Linked DNA regions of Homo sapiens: region 2 is linked to region 1. Evidence: chromatin contacts called from ENCODE POLR2A ChIA-PET data. All regions are on one chromosome and are shown on one strand. The core of a region is the stretch at or near the end of the contact, and the rest is flanking DNA. Distances in the headings are between cores, read along the strand shown.

Region 1 (4,316 bases), core at 895-3,394:
ACAAAACAGCCCTGCTGAATCTTGATTGACATATAACAGGAGCAAAAAATAATCTTTGTGGTTTAAGTCACCATGACTTTGGGGTTGCTTGTTATTGCAGCATAACCTAGTCCACCCAATTGTTACAGGAAGAAGGTCCTGATCCAGACCCCGAGAGAGGGTTCTTGGATCTCGTGCAAGAAAGAATTCAGGACAAGTCCATAGAGTAAAGTGAAAGCAAGTTTATTAAGAAAGTAGAAGAATAAAAGAATAACCCTTGAGGGTTGCTGGTTGCCCATTTTTGTGGTTATTTTGTGATGATATGCTAAACAGGGGGTGGATTATTAGTGCCTCCCCTTTTTAGACCATATAGAGTAACTTCCTGACAATGCCAGGGCATCTGTCAACTGTGATGGTGCTGGTGGGAGTATAGCAGTGAGGATGACCAGAGGTCACTGTCCTCACCATCTTGGCTTTGGTGGGTTTTGGCCAGCTTCTTTACTGCAAGCTGTTTTATCAGCAAGGTCTTTATGACCTGTATCTTGTGCTGACCTTCTAGCTCATTCTGTGGCTTACAATGGCTTCACCTTCTGGGAATGCAGCTCAGTAGGTTTCAGCCATATTTCACCCAGCCCCTGTTCAAGATGGAAGTGCTCTGGTTCACACGCCTCTGACACAATGTTACCATATCCATCCTCACCAAAGCATTTTAAAGGACCTATGTATTTGCAAGTGTTCTCCATTGAGGGAGACAGAATGGATGTACATAATCATTTCAGTGATTTAGGGCAGGGATTTAGACATTTTGATAACTTTCTTGATTTAAAATGTGTAACATTTTATTTTGCTTCCTTCTATTACAGACATGCTGTGCTATGCTTTTCTGAGAAATACTTTTTAATTTTATATTCTTATTCCCCCTTACTCCCAGTTATTTCTTAAAATCTTTTTGATGAATGCTTAATGTTCATTCCCATGAATATAACTGATAACTTTATCTTTTTAAACATTATCTTTTAAAATTTAAGTGCCTGTGTCTATGTAATCTAAGCAATTTTTTAATTTTTATGTTTAGATACTTTATCTGGCAACCACACAATAAATAGAAGACTCTACTCTTCTTTTCTTTAATAAATTCCACAAGGAGCAGAACTAGTAAGAGGAAATTAGTGTTTGAAAAATCAGTATGGCTGTGAAAAGAAAGCTCTCTAAGAATAGGACTATTGTGGCTATGAATTAATGAAAAAATATTCCACTATTTTCTTTAAGTCTATCTTTCTTCAAGATCTTGTAAAGCATTCTTCCAGGCTGCTAATAATTGGCTTTTTTCAAACTTGATATTCAGGCTTAAAAAAAAAAATCCTTTTTTCCAGGTGCTCCCATCAGTAGGGTAAATTTAAGAATTATTTTTACTGGATGTGGATCTTCTTGAGAGAACTGGCAAACCAGGCAACTTTGAAGCTACAGTTTTTTCATTAGCTGGGAGCTGTAACCTGACCCCTCCACCCTGACCACATTTGACCTAAGTGAACACAGTCTGTCTCCGGTACATGGATAAGATTGGAGGGAAAAGATAGTCTGCAGGTCCCCAGCTGAGAGAAGGGGAAGGAGGGAAAGATAAGAACTGTGGTTTCAAATATCCTTAATGGGAATTCTCCACAGTCGTTTTTCATCAGGGCTGCGTGCTGTCAGAGCTTTGATTAGCGCCTCTTCCCTGGGAATCCTTTTGTTTGGTCAGTCTAGTGTTTGAACTTTGGCCAGGCCATTTTTTGTATTCTCCAGGTAACTAGGTCTGTTTTGATACAGCCCCTGGGGAGTGACTCATAGTCTCTAAAGGATAGACCACTATCTGATGTTTTGTTTTCCTCCTATGTCCATACCCTGAAAGGCAAGGGTGATTTTTTTTTCTTTGCTGTTTTCCTGGCTGTTGTCTTGCTGGCTTGGAAAGTCTAAAACGCATTCAAGCCATGGCACCCGGCATTTTCATCAGTATTTTTATTGGTTTGTTTCTTTTTTGGTTATGCATACTGAAAGTAAATCAACATATTAAAAAGCAAGAGAAAGAGATCAGAAAAGGAACGACATTTGTTAGTGGTTTCTGATTTATGAGTCTGAAGGACCTGTCACATTGAGCCTCGGCATGATATTAATTAGCTGCATGGCTGAAACGCCTTGTCAGTGTCGCACATTAAAGACGCACCTTGCAGCCGGGAAGGAGAGACTCTGAAGAGAGGGGAGGGGCGGCTGCAAATACAAACCACGCTGATCACTTTTGCCTGCATCTCCACACTGCTAACAAAAGGCAACTCACCGAGGCACACTTTCCGATTCTTGGTTTGTAAAAGCTGGTGAGAATATCAATGAAGCCCCACCTAATTTTTGCCTATTAATAATTCAGCTCCAGAAAGTGAAAAATATGAAAAACACAACCAGTTTTTCAGTCAATAAGAAAGGCCTTTTTTTTTTTTTTAATTTGGAGTCCTATGCAAGTGGCCTTGTCATGGCAGGGCCTTGACCAGCTCACAGCCGGTGTTCCATTTACAGTAACAGGGCGTGGCAGGTTGCGCAATAGGGCTGAACGGCGCAGTGCTCAGAGGAAGCCCCGACTGTCACGTTGTGCACGGAGTCTTGCAGTCTCTACAGGGGCCAAGAGCTGAGTCCATTTTCAGCCCCTCCACTTCTTCAGTGACATAGTCATCCTCTCCGTTAAGGGACACTGGTGGAAACACGTGCTAAAGCTAAAGAAGCTAAACAAATGCTGGGTGTTTTCAGGAAGGCTACTGAAAACATAGCAGAGAAGCCAGCTTACTCTTGATCCAAACCTCACTAGGCATGTTTGGTGCCATTCTGGGTGCCACATCTTAGGAAGAAGGCACAGAGCTGGGCAAGAATTCTTTCAGGTGGATCTCATGTGGGCCACAGATTGGTCTATTAATTACAGTTGTAACCACCCAACTTCCCCATGTTCCAGTCCCCAGTTGTCCACTGACCACAAAGACTCCTCACGACTGCCTCTCCAAGGAGTCTACCAAGAAAGCACCAGCATCGCTGGGTTGGTCTCTAGGTAGGCAGTCTTCAGGATGCTAGAGAGTTCTTCAACATGGAAGAACTGTGGCCTCCACCCAATCCTGTCTCCCACCTTGTCACTTGAGCCTCACAGGGACAGTGCCCACAGCCTTTGGAAGTCCTGCCTGTGTTTCTGACCTCCACCCTGCCCTACATTTACAAAGTATCTTGTTAAAGTGGTGCATCAGCTTTTGGTCCCCGATATCCTAATTGCCAAGGTGCCAACTCTGTATAAGATGCCATAAAGAGATCAGTTGCTGTCCCCTCCTCTTCACCCTCCACTTCTCTCCTCTTAGACTGTGCCTCCAAACTAACTCCTCCCTCCTTCAGATACAAATGAACCTGGCCCAGGGACATCAGTGATCCCAGAAGGGCCATACAAAGCCAAAATGAAGCCTTACCTTGGCAAGCTGAAATGTCCCATGACTCAACAAATCCTCACCAAATCTCTAGGAAGCATGAGTAGGGAAAATCCACCTTAGAAACAGAATCAGAGGTTGCAGTAATTTTTAGGTAGTCAGAAAGGCAGACAGAGATGCTGAAAGGTAGAGAGAGCCCTTCAGTTGTCTGTTCAGTCCAGTCCAGTGTGGTCTCCGCTGAACCACAAGCCCGTAAGTATAAGTAAGACACAATCCTTAAAAAAAAAAAAATCAAGCATGAAGAACGTCTACTACATCCATGGGACCAAGAGTAGGACATGCATTTTCTTGCTTCACCAGAGCTCGTGGAGACCCAGAGAGGAACTTAATTTAATAATTCAAAGGAGATATAACTTTTGCTGCCCCTTCTTCCAGACATCTGATAAGCCAGGATTCATTTTTATGTTCAGCTATGTGAGACCAAAGTAACTTCTCATGGTTGCCATGGGATACCTTCTAAATATGTGGCCTGATGTGATTTCCCCAAATTGTTAAGCAGTGAAAATATCATAGTTTCTAAGTATACAGATTTTTTTCAATTACATATCTAGATAAATGTGATATTTCCCCTTTGGGTTGTATGATATTAGACTTGGCTATGTTTCAGTAGATTTCAGTAACAGAATTAAAGACTTTCTAGCTACAGGGCATCAATAACTTAGAGACCAGTTAATTTGGGTTGACGATTTGAATGATGCCAACTTATTTTTTTTTTTTAACAGAGGAAATTTGTTTTGCAACAGAAAACATAAGAAATTTTCCCTGCTTGGAAGATACTCATACATACCAGGTATGCTCATCATACTTTGTATAAACCTTGACCAGTGAACTTTTATGTAGTGACTATTTGTT
Region 2 (4,213 bases), core at 12-2,511, 130 kb after region 1:
TCAGCTGTGCTGGAGGAACTAAGGTCATGCTGGGGGTGCATGCTAGGAGAGGCGTGTCATCTGAGGCCAGCATGATCATGCCTGGTGTGACTCTTGGAGTGAACTTCTCAGTTCACATCCCTGGCCCCTTCCCAGGGACTTGCCCCGATTCAGTGAGGTGAGTTCCAGAGGTCGTGTCTTTACTTGGTGACATGAGCCAGGGCTACTTTCTTCAGGGCTGAATGCCTAAATGAAGCCGGGCTAATCATATTGTCTTTCCTGGAAATGTGGAGATTTGTGTTCAGAGGACCGGCACCTGAGGGTCCTGGAGCTGAGCCACAGAGCATCCTAAAGGGAAAGTCCAGATATTCCCACAGTTAAGGTCTCTGGAGCCTCCCTACTTCTTACCCTGCTGAGGTTTGGTTTTTAAACTCAGATCTTCTCAATACATTTTTCTTTTTACTTAAACTGGACAAAGTCTGTTTCTCCCCCTTTAATCAAATGAATCTCAATTAATACATAGCAGCGGCAGTCAATTTTTTTTTTTTAAAGAAATCTCCAAAGGCAAGGTAAGTAGTGGCGTATAGGAATAGCAGGCTTGAAGCTCTACCATTCAGTGGTAACCCTAAGTAAATCCCTAAGTGGAGAATCCTAAGTAAAATAGAGGTACAGTTACCAAATAATCAGGGTAGATCCCAGGGGTCAAAATCTGAGGAGAGTTAGCCTCAGGGAAGTGGAGCCATGATGTACCAGCAGCTGAGCACCAAGGAGAAAACAGAACACAAAGCATTAAACAGGCTGCCCAGTGGATGGTCAAAATAGGGGACAGGTGTGAGCAGAGTTTAGCTAAGGAGCTAAAGTTCAGAGGAATGACCTCAGGCTTAGACAAACTGAAACTCAGGGCAGGGACACAAGTCAGGGTGACAAAACACTACCCAGTGGGATCATAGGTCAAAGCAGAAGCCCAGTTACCAGAACTGGAGCACGAGGTCAGAGCAGGGCAGCTCATCAGTGTGTAACCAATGCTGCTGGACTCCTCAGTTTCCCAACAAGGGACAGGTCTGGTCCCACAGTCTGGAGCAGGGCTAAGGCTGCAGGCAGGGGTGAAGAACAAGGCAGCCGGGGTGTGGGGACAGGGAGTCAGTGCTCACACTGCGATCTCGCAGCCTTCTTCTCCATAGTGACACAGCCCTGGGGCCTCTGCTCAGCCCCTGAGCTTCCAAGCAGAAAGAGCTGTAGGAGAGGATGAAGTAAGTCAGGGAAACGGAGCCACCGTCATCAGCCTGGAGCCCTTGTCCTGCATGGAGTGGCGCGTGGGGGCGGAGGAGAGGGAGAGCTGCTTTTGTTTGTTTATTTCCTCATAGCAACTCACAAACTTAGCCAAATACAGATACAAATGAAGTGCATGAAAACTTTCCTAACTTCCTGACTCAGAATCGTTACTAAATATATAGATCAGATGTAGGCGGACGAAGGCAGAATTGTAGGTTCCACCTAACAGTCCTCAAACACTGCTGCCCCTGTGCCCCTCCATGTAGAAAGAGCTCCCAAAGGTCACCAGGATGTGCTTGCCGTTTTGCTCAGTATTTTCTAAAATAATCAAAATGGAAACTGAAAATTCACCTTCCTCATGTCTCCTAACCTCAGAGGAGCCAAGCACAACTGGAGAGGCTTGGTCGAAATTGATGATTGATTGATTAGTTATCCTCTCTTTAGTGCCCTCTCTCACCTTACTCCTCATTTACTCCTGTGACAGGCCATGACGGGGGCTCACAGGACTGAAGATATGGCTACAGTTCCCATGGGGTGCAGGTGATTCCAGCAGGCTGAGACGAAGTTTCAGCACAGAGGGCATGGATGAGTTGGTGTTTCCATGAGAGGAAGGATTGGATAGGTCACGCATTCTGAAACAGATTTGCAAGGGTCTTTAGAAGTTATCTGGCTCCAGTGTGCATCATCTGATGAAACTGGTTTATCTAGCAGTTGGCAAAGGGTAAGGTTATTCTTAATGAATATTTCCATGAGGGCCCAGGATTAGGTGTATCAACATGTTCATTCCTAGATTTCAGCTGTCCTTGAAGAAACTGGTAGAGGGGAAGGGAGAGGGAGTGGAGGCAATTGTAGAATAGAGAGGATCATATCAGACCTTGTCATGAAGGTAGTGTAAGCCTCAAAAGAATTTGTCACCAAGCTCCACAAAAGAAATAAAAACTTTTCCCTTCTTCCTTTTGTAATCTACCTTTACTGAATTTGGACTACATAAACTCATTTGTTTTCAATTTAACCGCTATGTGATTAGTGGGGTAGGTTGCCAGAATATGCAGAAAAGAAAATAAAAATACTGTAAATCAAGTTTTCCCATTCTTCACCCCTGCCGCCTTTGCATTTGGGGACCTTCAAAGCTCCTGGCAGGATGTGGCTTTGACTCTGGGTTTTCTCATGTACAGCCCTTAGAAGAGTGCTTGGCACATAACAAATGCTGTGTAAGCATTTGCGATTAGTAGTAACATTTGTAGTCACATTTGTACCTTTCATGTAGAATTCCCTACCCTTAATCCAGCCAACTCCTACCTTCCCTGATAGACCACGGCCTTCATCACTGTCCAGGGCTTAGGGCTTACAGAATTTAACTCTGAATACTTTGATTAAAATCATTGTTTCTACAGATGAGAAAGTTAAAAAGGACTCCCCACTTTATGTAGCTCTTGGAGAGGGAACTTGATGATTAAGCTACTCTCAATTATTAATACTGAGAAGAAGAAAAATGTGCAGGCAGTCCTCACTGCCATCCCCTCTTAAATTCCATCCATCTGCTGCCTGGATGGTGCTGACAAACCCCTATTTCACTTTTCACTTCATTGATTCACTCATTCAACAGTTTCCCTGCTGATTCATCCGTCTCAAAGTCAACTTGTTAACATTTTACCTTACCAATTCAGGAACACCAGCGGTTGGAAAAAGAATGTAAGTACTGGTTACTCCATAGCAGGAGATGAAAAGATGATTCATTCCTTACCATTCCTCTGCTTTCAATTACTTTTGTAAGAATACCATGTAGCAAAAGCTGAGGTGCCCTGCATGCAGTCAAAAACGTATTTTTGCACCTTTTTCATTCATGGATCCATAGGATTCTACTAGACAGTCCTCTCCCATTTAGGATTGTCTGTTCTCAATATCATAGACTAAATACAAACAACTGTGAAAGGCAGCTGTTCACAATGAAGCAGCCACAAAGCTAAGCACAAAGGTATTCTGCAGTGGTTTTTGAGCTTCAACTATCCAACTTGATTCATTCCCTGTAAGTCCAGTTTTCCCTAGCCTGCAAACATAAATAAGGAAAGTCATTTTCCTATTATTTACAGCAACTTCAAGACTCCATTTATCAAATTAGCTGGGCCACAGTCCCCTTCCCCAGGAATCCTCAAAGGTGGTGGTATTTCATGTGCTTTCCTGAGTCAGTTAATCTCTGCTTCCATGGGCTCAGGCCATCAATCTCCACTCCGTCCACTGGCCACTTAGGCCAACTGCCAGTTGCCATTTACTCCTCTAGAACTGCTGACCTGCCTATGGCGAATGCTGCTATTTCCATGCCACTCTTGGTTGAGGAGGGAAGGGAAAAGTGGGATGCACTCCCTCCCTGTTCCTTGCGTGTCTGGTGTATAAGAGATATTTCCTTGACACAGCTGAAACCAGGCTGTAACTTTTGACAACACTTCATTTAAGGTCCTGAGATAACAGGGGGGAATAGTAACCTTGCAGCTCCAAATGTAGTTCATGCACAGCAGCCTCAGCATCACCTGGGAGTTGGAGAGCAATTCGAAATCTCAGGTCCCATTCCAGTCTTCCTAAACAGTGTGCATTTTAACAAAACATTCAGGTAATTTGTATGCATGTTAAAGTTCGAGAAACATGAATTTCTTTTTTAAAAATATTTTTATTATACTTTAAGTTCTGGGGTACACATGCAGAATATGCAGGTTTGTTCCATAGGTATACACGTGCCATGGTGGTTTGCTGCACCCATCAACCCGTCATCTATGAGAAACAAGAATTTCAACACAGACGAACTTTCATCTGCATGCCACATATCCATCACTGGCCTCTCCACATTCACCCTCCACCCTTTTCCACCTTTGTTCTCTGCTTAGGATGTTGACCTCTCTTGACTGCATGGGTCAGGGCCTTCTTTCCCTACGGCTTCAGAGGATAGGAGGAAAATTGGGTTAGTTTGACC

Evidence for each region. ChIA-PET counts read pairs that join two places held with the same protein, here RNA polymerase II (POLR2A).
Region 2: POLR2A ChIA-PET joins it to region 1 with 14 read pairs in HepG2. The contact joins two enhancer-like sites. POLR2A ChIA-PET finds 5 or more read pairs at or near these places in 3 of 52 experiments (HepG2, PC-9 and activated T-cell).

The regions. Positions count from the first base shown.
Region 1 is chr2:215,617,672-215,621,987 of GRCh38, forward strand. It overlaps LINC00607 (long intergenic non-protein coding RNA 607), which reads right to left. Exons shown (of 10, transcript NR_037195.1): 8 at 3,447-3,679. LOC102724861 (a long non-coding RNA gene) reads left to right here. Exons shown (of 8, transcript NR_187737.1): 2 at 4,187-4,254. Among named protein-coding and RNA genes, the nearest start is that of LINC01614, 98 kb to the right of the region's middle. RefSeq lists an enhancer at 2,415-2,709. Within about 2 kb of position 2,145, at least 4 of the 41 ENCODE cell types and tissues checked have a DNase peak (open chromatin) inside an H3K27ac peak, as active enhancers do.
Region 2 is chr2:215,748,535-215,752,747 of GRCh38, forward strand. It overlaps LINC00607 (long intergenic non-protein coding RNA 607), which reads right to left. Exons shown (of 10, transcript NR_037195.1): 2 at 1,709-1,883. Among named protein-coding and RNA genes, the nearest start is that of LINC01614, 33 kb to the left of the region's middle. Within about 2 kb of position 1,262, at least 11 of the 41 ENCODE cell types and tissues checked have a DNase peak (open chromatin) inside an H3K27ac peak, as active enhancers do.